Regions from separate parts of the Homo sapiens genome. Here all the other regions are linked to region 2. A link is an interaction called in ENCODE POLR2A ChIA-PET data of the cell type or tissue named here. Cell type or tissue: CD4-positive, alpha-beta T cell. All regions are shown on one strand.

Region 1 (4,000 bases), 340 kb after region 2:
CTTTCAATTTCTTTCCTACTGCTATAGAGAAATACCACGGACTGGGCAATGTATAAAGACAAGAGGTTTATTTGGCTTATAGATGTGGAGACTGGGAAGTCCAGGATCAAAGGGCCACAGCTGGTGAGGTCCTCCTGCTGTTATCCAAGGCAGAAGGAAGGGGAAGCAAGCACTTAAGACAGAGAAAACAGCTGAATTCATCCTTTTTATTGGAAGACCATTCCCAGGAAAACTAAGTCACTCGCCCAATAAGGGCATTGATTTCTTTCTGAGGGCAGATCCCTTATGACCTAGTCATAGCTGTCCCACCTCCCAATACCATTCCACTGACAAATTTCAACATGAGCTTTTGTGGGGACACGCAAGCATAGCACACACATCTACACTATGAGTCAGTATTTCCACTCTTAAGTGTAGGTTTTAAAAGAAGAAAAAAGAATGCATATGTCCAAAAGAAAGATTTCCACAAGAATGTTCACAACAACTTTATTCATAATAGTTGAAGACAGGAATAACATGGATATCCATCAACAAGAGAATGCACAAAAAATTTGTGGTATATTTATGCAATGGAATATTAGTCATAAGAAAGAATGACCTACTGATACAACAATATGAATACACTTCAGAAATACTAATTTTGGAGAAAAATAACTAATAAAATATGATTCCATTTATATGAAGCTGAAGAATAGACAAAGCTAGTCAATGGTGATAAAAACAGAAAAGTTTTTATCTCTGGGATAGAAATTGATTGGAAAGGAGCATGAGGACACTTTCTTGAGTGATGGAAATTTTTTTTATAATCATTTCAGTTACTGTTGCACTGGTGTATGCAATTGTCAAAATGTACCAGGATGTTTTTGTATTAATACTTGTGTTTTACTCTCAATTATACCTTAATAAAAAGTGTTACTAAAAATTAAACAGCTAAACTGCATAAAAGATGGCAGTCATTTACAAATGTATGCTTGTATTCTGTACAGCCCAATTTAAAAATGCATCACACAAAAAGAAGAAAAGACAGGAACACACGTATCTGTGTAAGATATGGAGAATGTGAGAAGTGGTCAGTGACTGAAATAGGCAACATTGAAATTTGGCATCAAATTAAGCTCAACGGATGAGTGGGCTGAAAAACAAGTGAGGATCAATATCAAGGAATGCTTTAGAAAAACAAAAACTTTCTAAAAATATCTTCATATACTGTTGAAATCATTCTGAGAACCATGAGCTGCTATACATTTTATAACTTGGGAAATTGGGCATTCATCAGTCTCACAATTGAACGTTTCTTTTCTTTCTGGCTTTCAACAGATTGGCCAATTGGTGAATTGATTTTTTTGCCCAGCAAGCAGCTTTCTCCCTCTTTGTGAGTGGGGTCCTGGGAGACCCGGCAGTCCCCCTTTGGCAGCCTCACAGAGGGGAGTTGGGCACAGCACAGACACACGGGGTTCCCTGCACGTGGGGTTTGCACTCCCTGTGAAGCCTAGCTATGGACCTCCCAGTCCTGCAGTTAATGGATCCCAACTAAAGAAACCTTGCCTCTAGGTATTCGCTTTACCTGTTAGTGCTAAGGAGGGATACAGGCTGGAGAAAAATAAAATGTTTGCTCAATATTATTCTGTAATATTTTACAAGAAAATCAATTGAGGAGGTCATGGATTTTCATCCAAGCCAAAGTCAAGATAATAGCTGAATTCCTTCCTTAATCTACCCTGAGAGGACTCAAACACTGCTCGATGCCCACAAATACTTAGTAGAGACTTATTTATAGTCTCCTTTTGATAATTCTACTCGTTGATTATCTTCAGGTCTAACGGCACTGTTTGGTGCATCTACTAATATTTTCCTTCTGTAGTTTGTTTACTTAGGTGTTTTAGAAATTGTTGTCAATATTTTTGGCCCTCCAGAGAACACGTGCTTGGTATCCAATGGAATCTAAGCCAAGGTGATGTTATCAGTACGACTTATAAACTTGTAGAATCCCTGATCACTCAAGGAGGTTAAAGCTGTTGCCTGGAGAGACATGCAGGGAAGATGAAGTGCAGCAGAGATGGACTGGACTCAGGGCACAGCCGGCCCCTTTCTTTCGCCTTTTCCTCTGAGGCAGTTGCTCCTCTGTCTGCACCTGCTCTGACACCAAAGCTGCCCAGCCAACATTCTTCAACTGTAGATGTCATTAAAGATTAGAGGGACTTCCCGCCTCTTGCATAGCTGTAGGTAGCCTAGCAATAACTGAAAACTGCTGCAACATCTGCATAATATGGGATCCAAGCCCGAATTTTTCTTAACCCTTTCCCTCCTAGGCTGCTCTCCCAGACTGCCCAGAGTACTTTAGTTCCCAGTGGACCACAGTGCCATCTTGTGGCCAATAAGTGAAGTTTCATCATTGTTTCTTCTGCAATGGCCCAAGGACTGCTGAGAAATGTCTACAGAGCGAGCTGCCAGAATATTCCAGAAGTGCCATCCCGCAGGTTTTATGAGCAGCTTCCCTAAACCCTCATCCCAACACTACTTCTAACCCTGACTATTGCTTTGAGTTACCAATCTTAATATCCCACCCTCATTCTGAATAACTCTTATCACATAGCTCCAGTTATAGTCTAACTTTTTCTCCCTTAAAACTACCATCTAAAGAAAGAGGAACAGAAGGAGAGGAATGAAAGGAAACAATATTTGGTTTTAAATAGTAAGAAAACACAGACGTTGAGGTATAAAGAGATTATTTAATCTGAATGACTAAGGATAAACAAAAATGCCCTCCAAAAATGACAGTGTTACCCCAAAAGCATAGATAAGCAAAAGATGAAGTTAAAAATGTCTATTAATAAAAAGTAAAATTGAAATATATAAAGGAGACCTCTTACAAGGAAATAAGCAATGGTGGAGGGAGCAATACCTAATGCACAAAATAAGGATGAACATAAGTAAGACCAGCAAAGGTGCTGCTACAGGAAATGATCAGCTTGTACAATGCACATCCACTGATCTGAGCAGCAAAGAGGGAAGAGATGATTATGAAAGAGGCAGAGGAGCAGCGGGAGATGAGGACACGCTGGTGCAAAATACTATCATAAGGAAGAAAATCAGCCAGGGGACTGTGGAATGTATGACTTTTCTTTCTCCTGTCTCCTGTGACAGCTGAAGTGGACCATTTTCATTTCCAATGATTTGCTCCTGCACCCTGAGTTAGATGCCCCTGGGATTTGCTGCTCCGCAGGTTCCCATGGATGAACTCCCTCTCCCTCCTTGTTGAGTATGGTCTGAAGGAGAGGTCATCTCTCCCTCCCCTTCAATCCCACAGTACTGGGGATTGGCACAGACTTCTCAATTGGCATTGACCTCTCTCATGGCAGGCTCACATGCCCCCTAACTGTGCCTTTTCATTTCCACTAGACTGAAAGTTAGATGTGGGCAATGGAACTTAACACCTTTATCATAGGATGCATAAGTAACTGCTTTCAAAATTATTGCTGTTTCTTTCACTGCCTTGGGTTACAGCTGAACAGGAAAAAAAGGCACAATTTCTTAATGTGACTTAACCACAAAAACCTTACCAAGTGCAAAAACAATATAACTACCAAGGGATTGCTCTCCTAAGTGGTGAGATGGCAAAATAAAACAAAAAACAAAGAAAATATTATCAAATACTTTAATGGAGACCCAGAATCCCAGTCCCTCTTATACAAACATCATTGCATAGCCTCCCTCTAACCAAGAGACAGATAGAACCATTCCTGTGCCCTGCACCTGGCAGGAAAGCCCTGCTGGAGCCTGTGGGGAGCTGGCGAGGATGAGCCTTGGTGATTCTGCCCCAGAGCAGGGATTCTCAGGGAGCTCCGGACACCTTCCAGGGACTGAGATGGAGAGTGGCCATACTCCGTCTTGGAAAGGAGAATACTGAGGGCCTCTGACCCTCAGTATTCTGACCCTTCTGACCTCTCAGCCTAAAGTAAAAGCAGAGTCATTCCTGACTGGTGTGGAGGTGCTTAGTCTC
Region 2 (4,000 bases):
TGTTTGGCAGGCTTTTTCTTCTGTGTTCTACTGCACCCTCGGCTGCAGGATTTCTGCCCCCTAACACCCACCCGCCTGCCCGCAGTGCTGACCCTTGCCCACCCGCGCTGTTCCCAGCCTGCTCAGCTCTTTTTGCCTACGAATAGCAGTTACCCCCACTCCTACCCATTCCCCAAACCAGGATTTCCCTTCGTCCTCTCCAGTCTCGCCTCTCCCAGAGTCCTAACAAATCCTCTCCTCCATCGTTCACCTTCTCTCTAAACACCCCAGAAAAAAGATTAAAAGTGGCCTCGCCCTCTGCTCAGCTTTCCGGACTCTGAGCACCTCCCCACCCCCTCCCTCTTCCCCAGTCTTTCCCCAGGAGCGGGGAGGTGACCTTGCAGAGCTGACCCCGGACACCCAGCTCCTCCAGCTCCGGTCCACCCTCCGACTCCGGGGACCGAGGGGCTGGAAGGTGGGGAGACGCCCGAATCTCACCTGTGACCGTGAGCCTGGTGCCCGGCCCGAAGTACTGCTCGTAGGAGCACGGAGGTGCACCCCCGCATGCAAACCTCTAAGGCTCCCCGAGCTCCTGCCCACCCTGGGGACCCAGCCCAGGTCTCCCAGCACAGGGCCGGACCGGGTGCCGCGAAGCAGCCGCCGCCTTCCACCTGAATCCCGCCGCCCGGGTGGTCCCGCGAAAACTCACCCAGCACGGTCAGCCTGCTGCCGGCCCCGAAAGTCAGGACGTTGGCCCCAGAGCACAGCCCGGGGACTCCCCGCAAAAACCAGACCCAAGCCGCCCGCGCCCGCGCCCCAGCAGCCCGCGCTCACCGAGCACCAGGAGCCGCGTGCCTGGCCCGAAGTACTGGGTCTCTTGGTCACGGCCCCCGAGCCCCGCACAAAAACCCGAGCGCAGTCTCGTCCCCGGTCCCCCGGCGGCCCCAGCTTACCCAGCACTGAGAGCCGGGTCCCGGCGCCGAAGTACTGAATGTTTTTGGCTCACAGCCCCGAGACGCGGCACAGAAACTGGCCCTGCGACGCCCCCGGCGTCCCGGGGCGCCCCCTCCCCAGTTCCGGGGCTTCAGCGGGAGCCCCCGCTTACCGAGCACTGTCAGCCGGGTGCCTGGGCCAAAATACTGCGTATCTGTGCTCACAGCCTGGAGGCCCAGGACAAAAACCGGTGCTGCCCGCTCTGCTGTCCCAGACTCAGCTCGGGTCCTTCCCACCGCTGAGAGCCCCATCGCTCTCCCAGCACCCAGAACCAGGAGTCCTCCGCCCAGACGCCCAGCAGCGCCTCTCAGCACAGCCCCTCTCAGAGTGGGGCAGCTGCTTACCTCTGCCCATCCCGCCCTCTCGGAGCTCTCCGGAGCCCCAACCGCCTCCTTACCCAGTACGGTCAGCCTAGAGCCTTCTCCAAAAAACAGCTCCCCGGTGTTCGCACAGCCCTGGGGACCCTGGCGCAAACCCCGCTTCCCTCGAGGAGGGCCCTGGATTGCCCAGTGTCCACTCCCCTAAGAACAGGGTTCTGGGGTCGTGCAGGCTGGGCTGCTCACCCTCTCTCCCACCTGGAGCCCCCTTCTTACCTAGCACGGTGAGCCGTGTCCCTGGCCCGAAGAACTGCTCATTGTAGGAGCACAGTGGGAAGGGGCTGCCCAGAATTCCTTCTCCTTCCCCACCTCCCTTAGCACAGACAGAGGGCACACCCTTCCTCTCTTTCCTGAGCCTATCTTTTCCTGTCTCGAGTTAGCTGGACACGGTAACCTGGATCTTGCATGAGGCCACCACCAATTTGCAGAGGAGAATCCACTTGGCTGGGGGACAACACAGTGGATTTGAAATCTGAAGGGGCATTGGTGGTACTGGAACGGCTGGAGCTGGGCGATATTGCAGGCTAGACCTTGCCGTTTCCTAGTTATATGACCTGTAACCTCTGATCTCAGTTTCCTCATTGGAAAGATGGGACAATATCTTTCCCTCAGGGTTTTCATCAGTTCTTAATAAATAATGCATGTGCAAGTACTTTGTCAAGAACAAGTTTTATTAAAAGTGCTGAGTGATAATCCCACTTTGCTGTCTTGGCCTTCTTATTCCTTGGAAGCCGAGTCTGGACAGGGAGATGGACAGGTGCTCGCTGGGTTGGGGGACCCTGCAAGACCACAGCTGGGACCAGCCCCAGAGAACTCTTCCCACCTGGTAGCTGCATTCCCTGAGCTGGGTGGGGATGCTTACTGCATCAGGGTTTTTTGTAAAAGCACCTCCTCTACCTGAATCATCGTGCCCTCCCGCTAGTCCCCACAATGTTACACCATGATACAAAAATGTTTCCTCCCTGCTAGTCCCCCTCCCCCAACCACTGGGCAGCGGCAGGAAGCGCAGGTGGCAGAGGTTAGTCTGACTGTGTGGGGCTTGGAAAAGACAAAGGCAGTGAATTAAAATGGGAAGGGCTTGGGGAAAGTCACAGTGATGGTAATGGTGGGGGGCAGAGAGGTCCCTCCTTGGAACATGCATCACCCTGAGCAGACCATCTATGTCACTGGGTCTCCCTGGTGGGGCTCACTGTGCCCACCTGCTCAGACTGGCATTTATAGTGAAGTGGGTGGGAGGAGCGAGGGGTGGCAGGCAGCTCATAGGAAAATCCACAGAGCAGTTGATGGCACCTTATGACAGGAGGACAAACAATCCAGAAACCTCTATAATTTCCCTTTGTTCAGTTGCTTCCTGAACGATGTCTGAACTCCATATTCTTCATTTACTCCACAGGTGTTTAGTGAACATCCACCATGTGCAGGCTCCATGCTGGTTGCATGGAGGTAAGTTTATTCCCAGAGTGGCATGCACCAACCTGCCTTTCCAGCGCTAATTTTGAGCACTCCCATTTCTGAACCTTGCAACCAGCTAAACGGGCCTACCCAGAGGTACCTAGCCATGTCATTAGGGCTTTTGTTCATGCCTCTGACCAGCATGGCCATTCTCTAGAGTGAACAACTGAGACCAATTCTTCCTTTGAAGAGATTGCCACCTTCTCAGACTCTTTACTGATTATCCCAGTGAGAAATTGAGGGCCACTCTCTGACTGCATTTTAGTAAGCAGTTCATGTTGCTCTTTCAAAGCATGGACTTGCGTTTGGCTCTTTCTGTTCATGATTGAGTTGCTCTGTGAACAGATACGCTTCTTGGGGACTGTAATTTGGGTATCTTAATTTTCTTGGAAGTTGATAACAACACATCACAGGGATATGTGTTTAATGAGTGGATGTGTGTACATGTGTGTAAATATAAACATATACACGCGTGTGCATACATGCACACACGCATCTTTGAATGCATGTATGTGTTGCAATAAAGAGGGAAGACTGTGTGGTGTAGTCCTATAAATGGAAGGGTAATGGCTATTTCAGGCAGGACTTACGGTGATGATTGCTCCTGGATTGGGTCAGTTTGGGTTCACTCATTTATTCATTTATTTATTCATACATACCTATGTGGTGTCTACACTAAACTGAGGTTACTATACTATAGCCCTGGGATACTATCTTAAAATGTATCCTTGTTAACAAGGAGTTCATAGTCCCTGGGGGTGTCAGACAAATAAAGAGGTAGTTTCCAGCAAGTGTGATGTATCACAAAGAAGGTTATGCACAAGGCACTGTGATAGCAAAATAAAGGTGTATTTAATCCAGCCTCAAGGGAGGAAGAGGTAAGGAAGAGGCAAGAAAGGGCCAGAGAAAGCTTTTTGGAGGGGAAGACATTGGAGCTAAATCTTTAAGTCTAAGCAGGAGTTATCATGGGGAGAAGAGTACTTTGTCACCCCAGGAGGAAGAGCATGTGCAAAGCGGCCTGAAAGAAGCAGCTCAGGGGCTTCAGGGATGAGAGAAGTGAGGAGAGTGTGGAAGGAGACAAGGATAATCATCCGGTCTTCTGTGCCACCTTTGGGATTTGGGACTCCATCACCATGGTGACAGTGAGACAACAGAAGGAGCTTTTGAAGGAATTCTAGAAGTAGGAATGGGGCTGATTC
Region 3 (4,000 bases), 400 kb after region 2:
ATGCAAGAAACACCCTTTTCTTCATTTTTAAAAAATTTCCCTTTTTTCCAATTATCTTTTTTCATTGTATATTTCATGTGATATAATCCCTTGTACAAAGTAGGATGCCCCAAAAGATTTATTGATAAAGAATAAAAAATTGGCCTAGTGCAATGGCTCTATAATCCCAGCACGTTGGGAAGCCAAGGCAGGTGATCACCTGAGATTGGGAGTTTGAGACCAGCCTGGCCACCAAAGAGAAACCCCACCTCTACTAAAAACACAAAACTGGCCAGGTGTGGTGGAGGCCACCCGGGAGGCTAAGGCAGGAGAATTGCTTGAACCCAAGAGGTGGAGGTTGCAGTGAGCCAAGATAGCACCACTGCACTCCAGCCTGGGCAACAAGAGTGAAACTCTATCTCAAAAAAAAAAAAGAATAAAAAATATTAACTAATGAATAACAATTTTTCATGTCCTTTCACTGATGGCAGATTGCATCCGCCACAGGAAGACTACACGCCCCATAAAAAACGTTTCCTGCTATTTGCTGTGAACCTAGGAAAGCTCCCTCCTCATACAGTCTCCATAAAAGAGATGACCTGGCCTTGCCCATAGGAGGGCTACAGAGCAGAAAACTGCACCTTTCTTTTCTTTCTTTTTTTTTTAAATCACAATAAAGAATAGATGGATATGTTTTGCCTGGAAATCATGTGTCCATTGGACTTGTCAGGGAACAAGTTATCATGATCACAGTTTCATATATGACCTTAGCATCCTGCTCTTGGGGACACAAAAAGGGGACACCAGGTAAAAGGACAGATCTCCGGAGTGAGGAGGGACAGTGCAGAGGTGTTGAAACAATAGACTTCAGCTAGCTACTAAATATGAGCCCCAGGACATCTGCTGTCCCTCAGATATATAAACAGGTAAAATAATATTTCGCTTACACAGCTTCAGTGAGCAGTAAACCAGATCACATACAGAAGCACCAGAGAGTGCCTGGGAAAGGCCTGTCCACTCTCCAGGGCCTGAGCCCCTCTGGCTGGCAGCCCTCCCCTCACCGTCACTTCCTGAGTGGGGCAGGAATGTTATTGCACAGAAGGCTGATGCTCATGCAGGGCTGTGCTACGCTGCTGGCACAGAAATACAAAGCTGAGTCCCCCAGCTCCAGAGAGCTCAGGTTTAGTTCAGAGTGCAAGTCAGGGAACTGTTGTGCGGAGAATCGTTCAAGAATGTTTCCTTTTGCTCTCTCTTCTCCATTATAATAGTGAATGAGGAACTGGAGGCCCTGGTCCAGGCTCTGTTGGTACCAGTACACAGAGAGGTCTCCAGACCTAGGGGAGCATCTCAGCGTCACTCGCTGTCCAGTTGCTGTGATCAGGTGCTTTGGGGTTTGTGTGACTCCAGAATCCACTGGGCCTGTGTGTCAGAAGACAAAAGTTAACCATAAGGCACAGAAGAAAGCCTCCTGCTGAAGCCATCGTTGGCCCACATGCATTTCAGGGACAAGAAATGAAGATCGGAGACTTTCAAGCTGTGCCCAGGACTCACCTGCTCCCAGGAGACAAAAGGCCACACAGCAGAGGAGCCTGAAGCCCATGGCAGGATCTCCTAGCTTGGGGCTGGTGTCTCTGTAGTAAGCATTCTGAAGTTCCTAAGCTCCCTTCTTCCTGATAGGAGCATTGACCTGTGATGTCACCACACTGACATACTTTCCCCTGCAGGCCACTCCAGCCCACTGTACTCTTTGGCAGGCCTCAGGTTCTGCTACTCCATGTACTATTCCTGTCTTGCACAGGCCAGAAGCTAAAGGTGAGGAGGACTGAACACAGTACCAACATACCCACATCACACCTTACTTTCCTCTGCCCGCCCTGTCCCTGCCCTGACACTGATTCCCCAGCCCTTGCCACCCCAGCCCCTTCACCCTCCACTGCCCGTGCAGCAGCAGAGACACTCCCTCCTTGATGCAAACTGAGGCCTCTGGCACCCCAACTCTTTCAAGGCAATGATAGTCTGTGCTTAACTCTACATGGCCAGGCCCCACTCAGGGAATTCCATCCACCCTACTGATGCCAGCAGGCAGCCAGGGCATCCCCTTCAGTCCTCCTCTCTTGGCCACTCTCCCACCCCTCCGCTGAGTTCTCTGCAGCACTGTGGAGCCACAGCGCCTCCAAGTGGCCAACAGTCTACAGTCTCATGGATTCATACCCTCTGACGTGATATGCTCAAATTGTCCAAATCAGAAAGAGAGATGCCCCCACTCCTGCCACCCCCACCCTCTTACACACCCCGTCCATGCTTTCCCAGAAGAGTCAATTTAGGGTTGATTTTCAAATCTACCCTTAGCCAATGGAGTCAAAGGACACATGAACCAACATTTTGATTACAAAATAAACAATTGTTACATAATTGCAAATAATATGTTAAGATGGTAGAGACCAGCCAGAATTATAAAGGCCATACAATTAAACAGTGTGATGCTATCAAGGAAACCCAGCCTGGAAACCCTATATTCCACAGCTAATCCCAGTTAATTACACCCATATGTTTTCATATTTTGTATTTAGGTTCATTATTACTAAATTTTAGACAGTGCATTTCACAAAAGGATTTCTAGATTTTAAAAATTTACTTCTAAATTATAAAAATTTTGAAATGAATAATACTGCCAGCTGTAATTCAAACAGATTCAGCTGGTTCTCACATTTGCTATCATTACACAGAAGTGACTTTGATCTCTAACCAGGAAATAGTTAGTGGTTAATAATATCCCTCACATGAATAAAAGTAATAATATTCCAGAACTCTATATAAGCAGGAATTAACATAGATTTCACAACATCAAATAATATTCATTATATATTTAATTAATACTTGGCTTTTCCTATGAAAATAATAAAGATGGTGGTATAGTACAATGCTGGGGAATGTCATGGTAAGAAGCAAAGAGGAAGCAGGTGTGAGCCCATCCTTGACCGATAAGCAGGGTCTGGCTGTTTCTTGGGAGACAGAAGGTCCTTCCAGGCCATGGAAATACTGAGCACAAATGCAGAGAATGTAAAGGCTGCAGAGTTTTAGGAAATATTCAAAGAGGTGTTTGATCACAGAAGGTAATGGATCTGGGCGGTAAGTGTCAGAAAGAGATACAAGGGAAGCAGAATGTATCTTTGGGGAAATGGGAGAGCCTTTATCTGTTTACCATCAGCAGTGAAATGAATTCCTCTGTTTTGAGAATTGAGATATAAGTCCAGAAGGAAGACATTGGAACCAGCTCCAGGGCCCTCCCACAGGGCAACTGGCTACGTGGTGATGACCATCATAGAGTGGCCTCGGGGTGATGCCAGTTGCTACAAGGCCTTGCTGCGTATTTTCTAGCAATTGAAAACTTTGACAGGTTATGTTGCAGAGAACACAATTTTTTATCATCTGGTAGCTCTACTTCTATTTATTTAATAATCTTTAATCATGTTCTCTCTCCTCAAGTTTCTCCAAACCAAATCTCAATTTCTTCTCCCTTAATTATATAAAGCAAACCCTTGAGATTTTACCTTCTATACTACACATCTGTCGAACAATCCTGACACCAAAATGAATTTCTTTTTCTAAAAAGGAGAGTGCCAGCTACTCTATCACTATAGTGTACAGCATCCGACAAAGAAAGTAATTTTGCCGTGAACCTCCTGAAGCAGCACCATCCTCTGAGCATATCCTCCTGGCCTTGTTTCCGCCAGCCTTGTTCAGAGTCCTGAAATTGTTTATCTTTCCCCCTGAAGGCCCCAGGTACTCACAGCTGTCTGGTCTGAGACTGCTGTACACGGAAGCAGAGAGATTAGTGCACAGAGTTCCAGTGACTCTGCAGGGCTGTGCCAAGCTTCTGGCACAGAGATACAGGGCCGAGTCCCCCAGCTCCAAGGCACTCACATTCATCTCAGAGCAATAGTCATGGAACTGGCGCCCTGAGAATCGATTAGGGAAGTTTCCTTCTGATCTCCTTAACTCATTAGCATATTCAAAGATA
Region 4 (4,000 bases), 490 kb after region 2:
GTAGGACCAATGGCTCACCACTGCCTAGAGATTTGTGTCCAAAGTCCTTTCAGGTCTCCCAATATCCCCAGTCATCTGGCTATTGCCTGCTCTTGAGGACAGTTCAAGATGATATTCATCAGAATTGGGAGAGACACTTGCTGGTCACCCTTCTTGAAGAGAAGGAGCCCACAACGCACAAGGCTACCTCCACCGGCATCTCCTCAACACTTTCCAGTTTACCTATTGCCATGGAATTTCATGCCTCTCCAAATATTTTTCTGTTGAATAAAGTACTCACTGATCATCAGAATTGTCTCTTGATCTTGGAAATATTTCCTTCCCCCTCCTTTATGCTTGTGCTCATCAACCATTTTCAGCAATCGTGTTTTTTTCATAATGTTATATAAAATACGTACCAATATGTGCCACACAGAAAGAAAAGAAAGAGCTTCCCCCATCAGTTAAGATCATCAGTGCATAGGACAGGCTCTTTTTTGTTTGTGGAGCCCTAATACTTTAGTGGCTTTGTTGTGAAGCCCTGCTCTAGCTGATAAACAATTCTGTGAGACTTTTGTGTGCATAAGATGGAGGACTTCTCCACTGGGTGCACTAGCTGGCTGTACTACAGACTGAAACTCCATCAGAGGCCATCAGGGAATGGAGACTGGAGCCCTGGGTGCAGGTGCACACGCTGCCCTGCAGCTTCCTGGCTGAGCCGGGAGGTTTGTGCACAGGGATGCAGTGACTTTGCAGGGCTGTGTCTTGGCTGCTGGCACAGAAATACACAGCAGAGTCACCAAGCTCCAGGGAATTGATGTGAAGATTTAAGTGAGCTTTGTCTGGAGATTTAGGTGAGAAGCGATTTGGAACTGTTTCATTTATAATGAGCTCCTTATTATTGTAGCTAAACATTATCTTCAGAAATTTCTTAGAGTCCTGTTTATACCAATACATAGTATCATGGCCCAGATTTTGTTCACATTTAATGGACTTGTCGTTTCCCATCTGTGTGACCAGGTATTTTGGAGTCTGGGAAACAGCTGTGTCCAAGGGACCTGCAAAGGAAAGAAGCAGAATTCAGGCAAATCCTAGGAGACGGCCTGCTGTTGTTGTCATGGTGAAAAGGCTTAGGGACTCCAATAGGATCATGTCACCTGGGCCCGGGACTCACCTGCTTGGAGGAGGCAGAAGACCACACAGCAGAGGAGCCTGCAGCCCATGGCAGAGTGAGGCAGACCAGGCAAGGCCCAGGGCAGGATTCTGGTCTGCAGTGGTGAGAGGACTAGGCTGTGGTTTCCACTGCCGCTGAGAGGTGCTGCGCCAGTGAGGTCACAGCCTGTAATCATTCCCCCATTCCCAGGGTCTCCTCTAGCATGGCTCCTCCCTTTCATGCCCTGCACTTGCTCCTTTAAAGGAGTTTTTGGAATTTCTGGGAATAATTGAGAGGGTGGAATTGTGACCTCCAGGATGTGTCTCTGACAGTCATTCCTGGGCCAGCAGCCCCCTCCCTCCCTGCTCCTTCCCGGGGATCTGACCACCTCCTCCCTTCCTCTCCTTTTCAGGCCCTTCTCTCAGAGTCAGCTGGTTTCCTCTCTGGATCCTTTGCGTCCCTTCACAATAGCGCAGGACATTAATTTGCTCTCTTGAATCTTTGCTCACTTGAAGGTCTCATTAATGATCAGTGGTCCCCTTGATTCAGGAGAGATTGGCCTGAGATTTCACCTGAATACCAGCCATAGCCACCTACTCCACATGACTGTGATGCTACTGCAGAGCAAACCCTGCTGAGGCGTTATTATTGGGAGTGAACTGCAGCCCTGCTCCCTGTGATGTTCTTATCTGTCCAAGGGGCAGATTTATGAGGAAACAGGAGGCTGCTGGAAAATATGCAGACACCATGTGCTGGGAAAGAATGGCGATGAAGGTCAACAACGCGGCAGTCAGAGAAAACAAAAGTAGTTGACGGTATTGCCCCTTGAGTTGTCTGCAGAGAATTCTCCTTCTTGGTACAAAGTTTACAACCGAAGCTTATTGCGGGGTTTCTCAATTTCAGCACTACTGCCATGTTGGATCAGGTGATTGTTTGTTGTGGGGAGCTGTCCTGTGTAGGGAGGATGCTTGGCGGCATCCTTGGGCCCTACCCACCTGATGGCAATGTGACGACAGAAAATGCCTTCGCGTTTTGTGAATTATCTAATGTTGAGGACCACAGTCCCCTTTATTCTTGCCCATGGTACTCCTCTCCTCTGCCAGCCATCAACCACCCAACCTCGGGGGTGTGGCAGGGCTGCAGCTCCTCCTGCTCTGGTCAGCAAGGTCCAGCACTCAGACCTCAGTGCCTCAGTCAATGGCCCCAGGGCAGGAACCTCCAGGAGGAAAAGCAGAGACCAGCACTGCCAGAAAGGTATCACACACACACACACACACACACACACACACACTTTGGTAGTGTTGTCATCTACTGGTGAATCCCCTGCAAAGACAGACCTTGATGGTTCATTTGTGATTTACTAAACACAGAACTTGAACTAAACAAAAGAAAAATGACCACCATCCTTCTTGGAACTTCAAGCATGCTTTATTTGTTTATAGTCACTGAATGGCTACTTAGTGCAAAGCATGAGTAAACAATATTCTCACTCTCATGATGCTTATAATCCAATAGGAGCAAAAACACATTCACACATTACTTGTAGACTAAGAATATGAAATACATATTACATGGAGGCCAGCAAAATAGTTACTATTTACATTTAAATACTTTTTTTAAAGCATCCCATTTCCTGATCTATGAAACAATGGGCAGAAATAAATAATTTTCAACACTCTGTCTAGCTCTACAATTCTGTGAACATAACCAGGTACCCCCGTAGTTGTGGGTCTTATTCAGTACCTACCACATTGCACCACACAGCTGACATGGGAACCTTTTCAAAGAAGGAACGGGTGGGGAGGGAAGATAGTGAAATGACAAGAGGCTACATTCAATGGTGATGATCATAACTATGTAAAGATGTAACCATTCTTAAAGAGTAGACTTTAAATAAATATGTATTTCACTATTTTACGCAAGACTTTTTACCAAATCAGACGGACAGCGTCTGGGAGAGGCACTGGAATGAAACTGATAGAAAGAAACTCGCCTCATATGAGGCAATGTTAGTTCTGGTTGTTGTTTTGTTTTGTGTTTTACAGGAGATATGAAAAGCAAAAGTGTTTGATTGTCCATCAAGAATTGTCTAGACCGGGTGCAGTGGCTCACGCCTGTAAACCCAACACTTTGGGAGGCCAAGGTGGGCGGATCACGAGGTCAGGAGATCGAGACCATCCTGGCTAAAACGGGGAAACCCGTCTCTACTAAAAATACAAAAAAAAAAAAAATTAGCTGGGCGTGGAGCGGGCGCCTGTAGTCCCAGCTACTAGGAAGGCGGAGGCAGGCCTGAAGCCGGGAGGCGGAGCTTGCAGTGAGCCGAGATCCTGCCTCTGCACTCCAGCCTGGACTACAGAGCGAGACTTGGTCTCAACCAAAAACAAACAAACAAACAAACAAAAGAATTGTCCAAAGGATAAGAAGGACAAATAAATTGATTATGTACGTATTTTCTGACAGGGCCCGCCATACTGGAGAAGCGGAAAAAAGCTACAGAAAGGAGAGAGGATAGACGCTGGGATCCCTGGGAAGAGCCAGGCTGCCGACAAGAAAGTCAAAGAGGGAAGACAACATAATAATTTTATCATGGAGATAACTTAATCCACAAAAAGGTGGAGAGTTGTAGGGGCAAAAGGAATGAGACAGAAAGCTGCAGAAGAACTAGAACACGTCGAACTGAATGATACCAGGATGCATATTTTGAACATGGGTCATATTTTTGGCTGTCCAATATTTAAACCCCATCTTATATTTGAGCAATTCCCCAAAGTTTGCATCTTGGCGGGAAAAGCAAGTGTGTTGATATGTTTATAAGCAAAACCTTCCACCCTTCTAGAACCAAACTCTCCATCTCTGCCTCTTCTTTTT
Region 5 (4,000 bases), 490 kb after region 2:
AACTAGAAAAACTTAACAAAATATAAAAATAAACGTTTGAAGGCACTTGGAGCTACTGAGGCAGTAAGAACTTAAGGGATTGGGATCTCAACGAGAAAGGAGAGATCTAACAGACCACTTTCGCCTTAAGTCATTTGCCAGTTTTATATCGTTGGCTAAGTAGCTGAGAAGAAAAGGGAAGACTGAGAGTGTAGCAGGCTTTGAGGAGCATCCACCACCTTTCTGGTCTGGAGAACATTTACGTTCAGTGACTACTGAATAGGAGAGGAGCCTGGCAAAGACCCCAGTCCTTGGTGCTGGGGGTAGAAGCAGGGATTGACTGAAAATGAGCATGAAGGAACTTTCCGGGTGGGGAAAGATGAAATGTTTTAGAGCTGGATCATGGTGATTGTTGCACAACTCCACAAATTTATCAAAATTCATTGAATTGCATGCTTGCAATGGGCAAATATTATGTTATGTAATTTACAATTTGATTTAGCTGTTAAACTTCAGACATCTAGTTGGAACTTACATGGCTAAGAGCAAAGGCGAGCAGCCATCATGCAGGCTGAAGCTCAGGTCTGATCCAGCTCATTCATCAGCTCAATTAAGGTGATCCGCCCCTGCTACAATCCCAGCAGAAGCAAAAGTGAATCATTTGAGGAAGATGAAATCATTCAGAGCCTCAAATTATCTCTATAGTTTTTATATACAATATCCGGCATTCAAGTAAATTACTAGTTGTATGAGAAAACAAAATCACGTGCCCAGAAACTGAACAGAGAAAACAGACAAAAGAAATAGACCCAAACAGATTCAGATGTTAAAGTTATCAAAAAGTGGCTTTAAAATGACAGATGTTAATATAGTCAACAAAGTAAATGACAAAATATGCAATTTTAGCAAACAACTGGAAATTGTAGCAAGATTTAAATGGAAATTCCAGAACTGAAATATATAAAATACCTAAAATTTAGACTTCAATAGGTATGTTTAAAAGAGGAATAATTTCTTAAATGAAACTCAAGAAGTTAATCTGGCTGCTTCAGGTTAAGTTGAAAGTGACAAATTCATTCCTGCCTCTGCCTCTAGGTGTCTCTTGACTTTTGCTGCTGAATTCTGTTCCTGCACTGCCTTGCTTTATTCTGGCGATTCTCATGCTGGTCTAGAACTCTGTTGACCTTGAAATGGTGTGAAATATTAGACTCCATGTTTTCTACTCTCTTAACTTGTTATTTTGTGAGCTAGCATCATTAGCCCAAATGCATCACACCAGGTTCACAGGGTCATCAGATAGTTCTGCTCTTGACCACATGCTGAGCAAGAGTCATTGATAATTGAGTTCTTTGTACCAAGCCCCTTCTTCTGAAGATTTCTGTGAGCACCCTCTATATTCTCATGGAAATACCTGAACTCCCACTCAGGAATCATCTCGCCACCCTAGAAGTTAAAATATGTTTTCCTAAGCAACTAAAACAAAACAATTCTAATAAAGATGGCCAAATGGGAATGAGGAGAAGATATAAGTTACTTGGTTGTGTACAATTCTCTCATATTCAGAGCCCACCATCACACTCACACTCTGTAGTATCTGTAAACATTCTTCAAATCCTACAGTGTCTGGTCATTTCTGCCCAAGATACCTTTGGTAATTTAATTTCAGATATCTGTCTATTTGGAGACAGCTGCAAGAACAAACCCAACCAGAGACTTCCTTTTCTTAGGCAGGAAGTGGGAGCTGGCGGCTGGGAGGGAGGCAGCTCTGTGAGGGATTTTGCACAGGCTGGAGTTGTCTTTGCAAGGCTGTGGCTTCACTGCTGGCACAGAAGTACATGGCTGAGTCCTCCAGCTTTGTGGACCGGATCTTCAGAGTGAAATTTGATCCATCAGGCCTTTCAACTGAGAATTGATCATCGAATATTTCAGACTTCTCTGAGATTTCATTATTATAAAAGGAAACCAGAAACTCGACTTTCTGCCCCAAGATTTGTCTGTACCAATAGAAGTATAAGTGATTAGAGATGGGGACACAGCGCAAGATCACTTCCTGTCCCATCTGTGTGACCTGATGGCTGGGAGTCTGGGTGACTTCAGGTTCTGTGAGTCCTGTGAGAAAAGAAGAAGATTAAGAGAATGGTTTAGAATTGTCTTAGGTAAGTTCAAAGCAAGAATTTCCTAGAGTCTAAGCATCGACCTGCTTTCAAGAGACTAAAAATTGCCCAGCATACGAGCCAGGTATCCATGGCAGGATCACAGCAGGAATGAGGCCTTTCCTAGCTCAGGCATCTGGTCCTGTGGAGGAAAGGAGGGGCATTTTGAGCTCCCATGGCCCCACAGGCAAGGTCTGGCAGAATTACTGGTGTCTCTGGCAACACCCACCATCCCTGGAGCGCCCTCTATAGGAGAGAGGAGGGAGCCTTTGTGTTGTTGCAGAACCTGACAATGCAGGGCTGTGCTCAGCCCCTGGGATCTGATGGTGTGTGCAGGACTGAGGGCCATTAATTAATAAGAGCAATGCTGGAAAATATGGGGGTCAGCAAGGTAACCCTGAGTACAAAGTCTGGCTCAGAAATTCCAGGAGGTCTTGTTCTCTTATTACCTGCTGTGAGTAACAATTCAGGTACAACAGATTCCACGGCTGATAATGAATGCCAAGAAAACTTGGTATTAGGATTACAGAGATAGAAGGAAAAAGAATCAAGTGTGAATGTTTTAAATCCTGAGTGGAAGAGAGCAGCCAACAAGAAGTTGAAACTCTGCACATGCCCCAGGGAGAGGGAACTAGAGAACAGTGATCCAAACCCCATGGGGAAATACTGTCCTCAGGGTGAGGCAGTGATAGAGCCACCTGAGGAGGGGATTGGGTATTCTTTAGTTTTTCAAAAAAAAAAGAAAGAAAGAAAAAGAAAAGGACCTGCCGGGCGCGGTGGCTCACGCCTGTAATCCCAGCACTTTGGGAGCCCGAGGGGGGCAAATCAAGAAGTTAAGAGATTGAGACCATCCTGGCCAACATGGTGAAACCCTGTCTCTACTAAAAATACAAAAATTAGCCAGTCGTGGTGCTGGGCGCCTGTAGTTCCAGCTACCCGGGAGGCTGAGGCAGGAGAATCGCTTGAATCTGGAAGATGGAGGTGGAAGTGAGCCAAGATCGCGCCACTGCACTCCAGACAGTGAGACTCTGTCTCAAAAAAGAAAGAAGGAAAGAAAGAAACAAAGAAACAAAGAAAGAAAGAAAGAAAGAAAGAAAGAGAGAGAGAGAGAGAGAAAGAAAGGAGGGAGGGAGGGAGGAAGGGAGGGAAAGAAAAGAAAAAAAAAAAAAAGAAAGGAAAAGAAAAGAAAAGGTCTGACCATACATATTTGGAGCTGGGATGAGGGCTGAGATCCAGGGTCTAACTTGAGTCAAAAGAAAAGTCAAAAAACAGTCCATATTGGAAGGTGGATTGGTGAGGCCAGAGTGTTAAATACCTCACACAACATTTCCCAGAGGCACAAACCGACTGAAAGATACTTGGAAAAACTTAAACTTGACGGCATCTGTCCTACATTCAAGTTCAGGCACAGTCTCATTCAAGACAAACTCAGGCCACAGGCTGCAGGAGTCTGGGCAATTTAGCATTGCCACATCCAATAAATGACAGTATTATGATCTGAGATGTCTGCTGAGGTCTTACAGAATGCTGAACCGAGTGCTGAGGCTCAGCTGGATGCGTTGCCCCCACGGTTTTCTGATTAGATCCAGGAGGTTTGTGCACAGGGAGGCGGTGACTCTGCAGGGCTGTGTCTTGGCTGCTGGTGCAGAGATACGCAGCTGAGTCTTCTTGCTGCAGTGCGACCACATGAAGGTATAAGCGAGAGCTGTCAGGGCATTCAGGTGTGAAGTGATTTGGCACAGTCTTGTTTTCAATGAATTCCTTACAGTTGTAGTAAAACATGAACTCCAGGGATTTCTTAGCTTTCTGTCTGTACCAATACATAGAATCATGTCCCAGATGCTCACGTTTCATTGTCCTTTTACTCC
Region 6 (4,000 bases), 210 kb after region 2:
AACCCTGTCTCAAAAAGAAAAAAAGGCCGGGCACAGTAGCTCACACCTGTAAACCCAGCACTTTGGGAGGCTGAGGCAGGCAGATCACTTGAGGTCAGGAGTTCAAGACCAGCCTGGCCAACATGGTGAAATCCCGTCTCTACTAAAAATACAACAAATAGCCAGGCATGGTGGCAGGCACCTGTAATCCCAGCTACTTGGTAGGCTGAGGCAGGAGAATCGCTTAAACCCAGGAGGCAGAAGTTGCAGTGAGCTGAGATTTTGCCACTGCACTCCAGCCTGGGCGACAGAGCAAGACTTCGTCTCAAAAAAAGAAAAAGAAAAAAGAAAAAAAATAGGAATACATATTCCTATTGCAGCAACTGGAAGTGATCTTAAAAAATGTTCTGTATCGGCTGACAGATATCTATTTATAGTGCTAACTATATTTTTTACATTAAAAACTCAGACCCTATGTGAACAGAAAATTAGCATTAACCTCTGATAATGGACTTAGCTATTCCACTCTAAAATGAGATTGTTTTAAAGTGGTTGGAAATTTATAAATGCTAGACAAAAGCAACCTAAACTCATCACCACCATTACCAACGTCACCACTACCACCATTGCTAGCATCATCATTGAGCATCCTAAAAGCCAGTAGTAAATGCATTTTTATTCACTATTTTTATTTTCATCAGAAAGACTTGTTTCTCTTACTATAAGAAGGGATATAAAGATGTGGCCTCACAGTCAGAGTCACAAACCTTTCAGAGCAGCAAGATAGGCAAGAAGTCTGCTTTATAACCAGGGCAACATACACTTTAAAAAATAAAAATAAATATGAGAAACACATAGTTTGAGTTCTGTTTAAAAAACTTCAGAGATCCCCCAAACCACAAGTATTTTCACCCAAATCTTCTTGGAATACTCTTGTATTTCATGAGTTAATTCTGGTTCTTTATCTCCCCTCCCTTGGGGGAGAAGGCACAGGGAAAGCCTTCCTTTTGGGCAGCTGTGAGTTGAGAGGAGAAGGCTATGGTTTTGCACAGCAAGGGCACGACTGTGAAGCACTGTGTCTTGGCTGCTGGCACAGAAATAAACTCCAGAATCCTCCAGTTCTGCAGGCTGCACCTTCAGAGTAGAATACGTCCCTCCAGTCCTTTCAGCTAAGAATCGATTGTTGGGCATACCGGACTCATCCTGTTTAGACTCTTTCACAAAATGTAACAGAAATTTTATTTCTTTTCCCATAACACGTCGATACCAATAAAGATTATCATGTCCAGAAATTGGGTCACATCTCAGAGTCACAGTCTGGCCCTTCTCTATTACGCTGTGGCTGGGGAACTGAGTAACTCCAGCTTCTATGTGCTCTGTGGGAAGAGACAAAAACAGAATACATGACATGAATAGACTGGGATAGGGTACAGCACAGATATTTAAGTACCTGAAGACTCACTTGCTCCCAGGAGACAAAGGGACACTAAACTGAGAAGCCTGGAAACCATGGCAGGACCCAGGTAAATCACATTTCCAGATGAAGGAGCTTACAAGCATGAGAAAAAGGAAAGCAAATCTGTCTCTTGGCCCTGTAAGATGTGGCCTCCAGTGACATCAGCATATTAGCCAATGTCCACAGTCTCAGGAGCTCCCTCTACGGACATGAAACATAGAAGACCTAGCCAGGGTTCTCTGAAGAAGATTGCCTCTAGAGGGGGCAATGGAGAAAAACTGACATCAATTAAAATCAACCTGTTTATGCATTTGACTAGGTGTTAACCTTATATATACCACTCGTAGCTCCTGAGTCTGATGTCTGGATCCTACCTCATCCCATCTGGCCCTGTCTTCCCTCATGTATCACATCCCCATAGACTGTGGGGCATTTTAATCTACGGTAGCTATTGTTGCTATTGCTAATGATCAATACTTACCTCCAAATTCTCTTTTCCCATTATCTCTCTAATGCACTCCAATCAACATTTTCCCCCCACCACTCTCAAACAGCATGCTCTAAACATGAAAGATTATCCTCAACTTTACTCCACCAACAGCCTTCCAGCTGAAAACCTTAGAGTGGTTCCCAAATCCTCTTTTTCTATCCCACCCTATAGCCAATCCATTAGGAAATTCAACTGGCTCTATCATGAAAATACACTCAGAATCCATCCATTTTTTCATCACCTTCTTTGCTAACCCTCAGGACAAGGCCACCATCATCTTTTTCCTGGATTACTGCAATAGATTCCTAACTGATCTCCCTGCTTTCACCTACTTCTGAACTAGCTCTCAAACTCAGCCCTCTAGAACATGCTAGATCATGTCACTCATCTCCAAATCATCTACTAGCTCCCAGTTTTATTTGGAATAAGAAAACAAAACAACAAAGCACTTAAGGCCATCAAGGTCTTAAATGATCCATCCTGCCCCATTACCGCTTGGAAATAAAGCCTACCACTCCCTTCCTTAATTTTTCAGTCATATGGGCCTCCTCATTGGTCCTAAAATATTTTTTTAGGGTATTTGTACTGGCTCCTCCCTCTGCCTGGAATTCTTTTCCCCCAGATACCTACATGTCTCTTTCCTTCATCTCCTTGAAATCTTTGCTCAAAGGTCACTTCCTCATTGGGCCCTACTCTGAACAATGTATTGTCATTTCAACGCTCCTTACTCTGACAGTCCTGGTCTCCCTCACCTTAGTCTGCCTTTTCTTTTCTGCATTGCAGGTATCACCTGCTAATACACTATATGCCTTACTTATTTGTTTATCTCTGTCTCTCCCTCCCCGCAAAAATGTAAACATCAAGTAGACATGAGTCTTTGTCTTTTTCTTTTTAGTATGTGCACTGAGAACATAAAACAATGCCTTAAATTCTTTCAAGAGGAGGTACTGCTGGAATAAAATCTTGAAAGGAGACTAGACTTTTCCAATGAACTATGGAAGGCACACCCCAGACAGGGGGACATTGAAGTCTCAAAATTATTTTCTTTCATTATAGTTTGAGATGGGTGTCAGATAAAAACATGACAGCAAGGTTTGCAGAAAATATTATAAGAACATGAGTTTCTTGGCCTAGTCTCAGGTTAACTGGACATATTGGAGTGTGTTAATTTTGAGTGGCTGCTATAAAAATTACCACAAAGTTGCTGGTTTACAATGACAGAGATTTATTCTCACAGTTCTGGAAAAGTCCAAAATCAGTATCAATGGACCAAAATCCAGGTGTCATCAGGACCGTATTCCCCCTGGAGGCTATAGGAGAGGATTCGTTCCTTGCCTCTGTTTCTAGTGGCTGCCTCACTCCTTGGCTTGTGTTCACCTCACTCTAATCTCTTCTCCTGTGGTCACATTGCCTTCTCTTCTCCATTTGTGTCTGATCTCCCCCTGGCTATCTCTTATAAGGACACATGTAATTGCATTGAGGGCCACCAGGCTAATCCAAAATAATCTCCTTATCTCCAGATCCTTAACTTCATCACATCTGTAAAGTCTACTCTCACCATCTAAGGTAACAGAGGCAGATCCCAGGGATTAGGATGTGAATGTCTTTGTGGGGAGGGGTATTACTCAGCCAGCCACACAATACAAAATCTGGCTTTTGGAAATTCTCACAGGTATCATTTTCCTGCAATAGTAATGCATCAACTTTAATCTTTTGTACTTAAATCTGACATGGACATTCTCTTCACAATGGAGCCTCAATATTTGCCTCCTCACAAAACTAGCTTTGGTGGAGTCTGTGTGGCCCAGCGTGCTTGGGATTGTGCACAAAGGAGACTACAGAGGGAGCCCCTGTCTCAGAGAATCATCAGAGAAGCTCTAGTGATGGGCTTCTGAATGATGGGCTTCTGCTCAGCCTCCCTCACCACCCCTCCACCTCACCACGTTTAGGATGCAGTGAAGCAGAGGTCAAGAGGAAGAAGAGGTTGATTCTAGGTCTAACTGAGAGCTCCAAGACTGGGGAGTAAGGACAACTAACAGCAGCTTCACAAATTGGCTTGATAGGGACTCAGGTGA
Region 7 (4,000 bases), 470 kb after region 2:
ATTCCAGCCCAGGCGACAAAGCGAGACTCTGTATCAAAAAAAAAAAAAAAGAAAAAAGAAATTCTATTTGTGTATAGTAAAATAACAATAAATAGTGAAATTATTATTTTTTTGAAGTCTTCTCTATGAAGCAGAATTGAACTTCGAATGAATGTGCATTCATATACTCAGTGCTTACTGTTCTGCAAATGACCCTGCCACTCCTGTGACAGATGGTTTCGCAGAAACAATAAGATACTATACATTTAATATTCAGACCTTAAATGTGGTGTATGCATACAATGGAATATCATTAAGTATTAAAAAGAAGAAATTCTGGCCATACATGACAATGTGGCTAAACCTGGAGGACATTATGCTGAGTTGAAAAAGTCAGGCACAGAAAGACAAATACTACATGATTGTGCTTATATGAGGCAACCTAAAAGTCAAACTGATGTAAGTGAAGATGAAAATGGTGATTTCCAAGGGCTAGGAAGAGGGGGAAATGGGCAGCTGCCACCAGTGGCTACAAAATTTCAGTAAAGAAGAATCAGGAAGCTTTAGAGATCTGCTGTCCAACCTTGTGTCTGTAGATTACGATACTATATTGTACATTTAAAAATCTGTTTAAAAGATAGCCTTAGGTTATTAAACTAAAAAAGCTGGCAGAAAAAGCTGTAGGTGGCTAAAGAGAAAAAGAGAAGAAAAAAAGGAAATCTGTATAATTCAGAAACTGAGCAAACGTCTTTGAATAAGTTAAAAAAATTAATGCAAACCTTAATACTCTAAAAAGTAAGAAACACTTATTATTCTTTCAAGCTTTTCTTTTTTATTTTCATTTGTTCTTTTTTATTTTGCTTTTTATGTCATAAAATATCTATACAAAGAAAGGATCTCCAAACATATATTAAATAAAATAATAACTAATGAATAACAATTTTTCTTGTTACTTTTCCTCAAGGTAGATTATATCAGTTACAGGAAGTGTACAGTGCAGATAATTTCATCCTTCTGTTTTGCTTCAGTGAAAGGTGAATGGATATGCTTGGCCTGGAAGTCACGTGTTCCTTGGACTTGTCAGGGAAGAGGTTACAATGGTCACATATGAGGCATGACCTTGTGCTCCTGCTAATTGGACCTGGAAAGGGGAAGCCAGATGAAGGGACAGATATAGAGTCGGGGGACGGGGCTGGTGCAGAGATGTTGGAGGAAAACACCTCAGCCAATTACTTAATATGAGACCCGGAACAGCTGCTTTCCTTCAGATGTATAAACAGGTGAAATCATACCTACCTTACATGATTTCAGTGAGCATAAAACCAGATCACATACAGAAACAACAGGAAGTGTCTGGAGGAAAAGCCTGTCAGCTCACCAGGACCTGAGCCCCTCTGGCTGGCAGCACCCTCCTCAGGGTCACTCCCTGAGTGGAGCTAAGAAAGTGTCACCCAATTCCTTCGGGTACAGTCCTTTTCCAGGTACTCTTTCTGCAGGCCACTCCTGCCTTGTTCACCCATTGAAAGACTCAGGCTCAGCAGCTCCATGCAGCCTTCCTGTCCCGCACAGCCCCTCAACTAAAGGGGAGGTGGCTGGTCACAGTCCCCGCATGCCCACATCACACCTCACTTTCCTCTGCCCACCCTATCCCTGTCCTGACACTGATTCCCAGCCCTTGCCACCCCAGCCCCTACACCCTCCTCTGCCCATGCAGAGGCAGAAACACTCCCTGCTTGGTGCCAACCCTGGCCCTACCTTTCCCTGGGCAGTCCCAGGCCAGGACCTACTCTAATTTCCACCTAATCTCCTGATGTCAGCAGGCAGCCAGGCATTCCCTTCCGCCCTCCCTTCCTGGCCACCCTCCTACCCCTCCCCAGGGTTCCCTGCAGCATAGTGGGGCCACGGCGCCCCCAAGTGGCCAACATTCCACAGTCCCATGGATTCACACCTTCTGACCTGATGAGCTCAGGATAGTCCAAGTCAGGAACACGGTTGCCCCCACTCCAACCCCTGCAGCCCCCATTCTTTCACACACCCTGTCTATTGCTTTCCCGGAAGGGTTGATTTAGGGTGGAACTTCAAACTCACCCTTGACCAGTGGAGACAAAAGGACACATCTTGATTGCACAAGAAATTGCTGTTACATTATTGCAATGAGCATCCTAAGATGGAAGAAAGGAGCCAGAATTATACAGGCCACAGGATGAAAGTGTGACAATATCAAGCCAATCTGGGCTGAAAATACTACATTGCAGAGCTCCCTTTGATTAGTCAGACTCATATCTTTTCACACATTGCATTTAGTTTAATTATTCACAAATTTTAGCTAGCACATTTTATAAAAAGGATTTTTTGATTTTACAAATTTATTTCTGAATGTATAAAATCTTGAAATAAACTATCTTATCAGCTATAACTTAGGCAGATTCCGTTAGGTCTGCTATTTTCTATCCTTACCTAGAAGTGCCTAGGAGCTCTGCCAGTGATCCAGCACCTCATAAAATGCCACCAGGGGAGAAACTTCTATGTGAGTGAGTATCCACAAGAAAACACACACACACATTCACACTCACAAACACATAATATCTTTTCATTGTCAAGGATGATAAGATTCCATTACTGAGCAAAGCTAGTTTTTTTTTTCAATGTTGTAGGTTGATTTTGGTTGATTTCATCAAGGATGATTAAGAAGCACCTTTGACTATATTCCACCCTCACCAAATCTCTAAAAATGTGGCTGTGGAAAGTGTGGTTATGGTGAGGAAGTTTTTTACAGGATTATGAGTCTTTATAAATATTACTGTACCATAATTTTCTTTCTTTAGTGATTCTTCAGTCAGCCTAAATAACATAATTTTCTTCACTCCAAAAGAACATTTGCAAATTCCAGCATTAGATACCCTTTGGGAACTTGACAGCACTGGTCATCAATCCTGACTGTGAAGACACAATTGCTAGGAATATTACAGAAGTTACATGAAATACTAAGACTATTCATAATCATTCTCCATGATATTTCATGTAGAGTCCCTTGTAAAGAGAAGACAGTAATTAATCACACTCCAGGATTCTGTATGAGAGGGCAATAACTTATTAGTTTTGCAAACATCAAAGAGTATCAATTGTATGCTTGGCTTTAAAATAAAGGAAAGAGAGTGATACAGTACAGTCCCAGGGAATGTCACAGTAAGAAGTGAAGAGGAAGGCAGGTGTGAGCCTGTCCTTGACAGATGATCAGTATGTGGCCCCGTCTTAGGAGAACAAAGGTCCTCCCAGGCCATGGAAACTGTAAGGACAAACGCAGAGGATGTAGAGACTGCTGAGTTTTAGAAAATGTTCAAAGAGCATTTGGTCATAGAAGGTAATTGGATTTGGGAGGTGAGTGTCAGAAAGGAATCCCAGGGTTGCAGAATTTATTTGGGGGGAAACTGGAAAGTATTTGCCCCTTTAGGAAGAAGGGTGACTTTACCTTCCTCTGTGTTTTGGGAAGTACCTGACTGTGGCCTGAGGAGTCAAGATCAGGGCTGGAAGAAGGAAGACAGCAGAAGCAACTCCAGGGCTCTCACAATGGCCAAGCGGCAATTTGGTGATGCCTCCGACTGGGACCGGCTACCAGGTGATTCCGGTGGCTATAAGACCTTTCCTTATTTTTTTCTAGGTGTTGAAAACTTTCGGGTGGGGGAAAGAGAGTTCATGGTGCACAGAACACCACTTTTCATCACCTTCTGCTCTATCTCTGTTTTCAATCATCTTTCGTTTTCTCTCTCCTTGACTTTCCCAAAACCTCAATTTCTTCTCCCCAAGTTGTATAAAGCAAACCCTGTGATTCTCCCTTCTACACTACACTGTTATCAACAATCTTGACCACAAAATTAAATCTCTTGTCCTGAGAAAGAGTGCGCCAGCTGTTAAATTACACACATTTCCTCTACTCCTGTAGTTCACAGTGTCGGCAAAGAAGGTAATGCTGCAGTCAACCTACGGAAGCAGCACCATCCTCTGAGCAGGCTCTCTTGGCCTT

The links. Peaks named below come from ENCODE experiments on the same cell type or tissue, not always from the same donor. Only the 100,000 strongest peaks of a DNase experiment are listed, where the experiment ranks them.
Region 1: POLR2A ChIA-PET joins it to region 2 with 10 read pairs; 6 of 35 experiments call an interaction of 5 or more read pairs at or near these places.
Region 3: POLR2A ChIA-PET joins it to region 2 with 23 read pairs; 7 of 35 experiments call an interaction of 5 or more read pairs at or near these places.
Region 4: POLR2A ChIA-PET joins it to region 2 with 31 read pairs; 7 of 35 experiments call an interaction of 5 or more read pairs at or near these places.
Region 5: POLR2A ChIA-PET joins it to region 2 with 56 read pairs; 7 of 35 experiments call an interaction of 5 or more read pairs at or near these places.
Region 6: POLR2A ChIA-PET joins it to region 2 with 10 read pairs; 7 of 35 experiments call an interaction of 5 or more read pairs at or near these places.
Region 7: POLR2A ChIA-PET joins it to region 2 with 14 read pairs; 7 of 35 experiments call an interaction of 5 or more read pairs at or near these places.

What each region holds. Positions count from the first base shown.
Region 1 is chr7:142,458,020-142,462,019 of GRCh38, reverse strand. LOC107986855 (a long non-coding RNA gene) reads left to right here. Exons shown (of 2, transcript XR_001745394.2): 2 at 28-927. It also overlaps TRB. Among named protein-coding and RNA genes, the nearest start is that of MIR11400, 15 kb to the left of the region's middle. In CD4-positive, alpha-beta T cell, a CTCF peak has its summit at 2,361 (motif pointing left); a DNase peak (open chromatin) is centred at 2,339; H3K4me3 peaks cover 167 bases.
Region 2 is chr7:142,793,980-142,797,979 of GRCh38, reverse strand. It overlaps LOC124901762 (a long non-coding RNA gene), which reads left to right and starts at 1,289. Exons shown (of 2, transcript XR_007060565.1): 1 at 1,289-1,372; 2 at 1,730-1,998. It also overlaps TRB, TRBD2, TRBJ2-1, TRBJ2-2, the pseudogene TRBJ2-2P and TRBJ2-3, and 4 more genes. In CD4-positive, alpha-beta T cell, no CTCF peak of the experiment used is centred here; DNase peaks (open chromatin) are centred at 509, 809, 1,229 and 2,299; H3K4me3 peaks cover 3,763 bases; H3K27ac peaks cover 3,857 bases.
Region 3 is chr7:142,389,517-142,393,516 of GRCh38, reverse strand. It overlaps TRB, the pseudogene TRBV5-3 and TRBV9. Among named protein-coding and RNA genes, the nearest start is that of MIR11400, 83 kb to the left of the region's middle. In CD4-positive, alpha-beta T cell, no CTCF peak of the experiment used is centred here; a DNase peak (open chromatin) is centred at 2,136; H3K4me3 peaks cover 770 bases.
Region 4 is chr7:142,305,791-142,309,790 of GRCh38, reverse strand. It overlaps TRB and TRBV3-1. Among named protein-coding and RNA genes, the nearest start is that of PRSS58, 50 kb to the right of the region's middle. In CD4-positive, alpha-beta T cell, no CTCF peak of the experiment used is centred here; a DNase peak (open chromatin) is centred at 2,100; H3K4me3 peaks cover 1,284 bases.
Region 5 is chr7:142,299,223-142,303,222 of GRCh38, reverse strand. It overlaps TRB, the pseudogene TRBV1 and TRBV2. Among named protein-coding and RNA genes, the nearest start is that of PRSS58, 43 kb to the right of the region's middle. In CD4-positive, alpha-beta T cell, CTCF peaks have their summits at 804 and 1,016; DNase peaks (open chromatin) are centred at 1,082 and 2,362; H3K4me3 peaks cover 2,068 bases.
Region 6 is chr7:142,585,417-142,589,416 of GRCh38, reverse strand. It overlaps TRB and TRBV14. Among named protein-coding and RNA genes, the nearest start is that of MIR11400, 110 kb to the right of the region's middle. In CD4-positive, alpha-beta T cell, CTCF peaks have their summits at 1,468 and 1,670 (motif pointing right); a DNase peak (open chromatin) is centred at 1,636; H3K4me3 peaks cover 523 bases.
Region 7 is chr7:142,321,717-142,325,716 of GRCh38, reverse strand. It overlaps TRB. Among named protein-coding and RNA genes, the nearest start is that of PRSS58, 66 kb to the right of the region's middle. In CD4-positive, alpha-beta T cell, a CTCF peak has its summit at 1,886 (motif pointing left); a DNase peak (open chromatin) is centred at 1,876.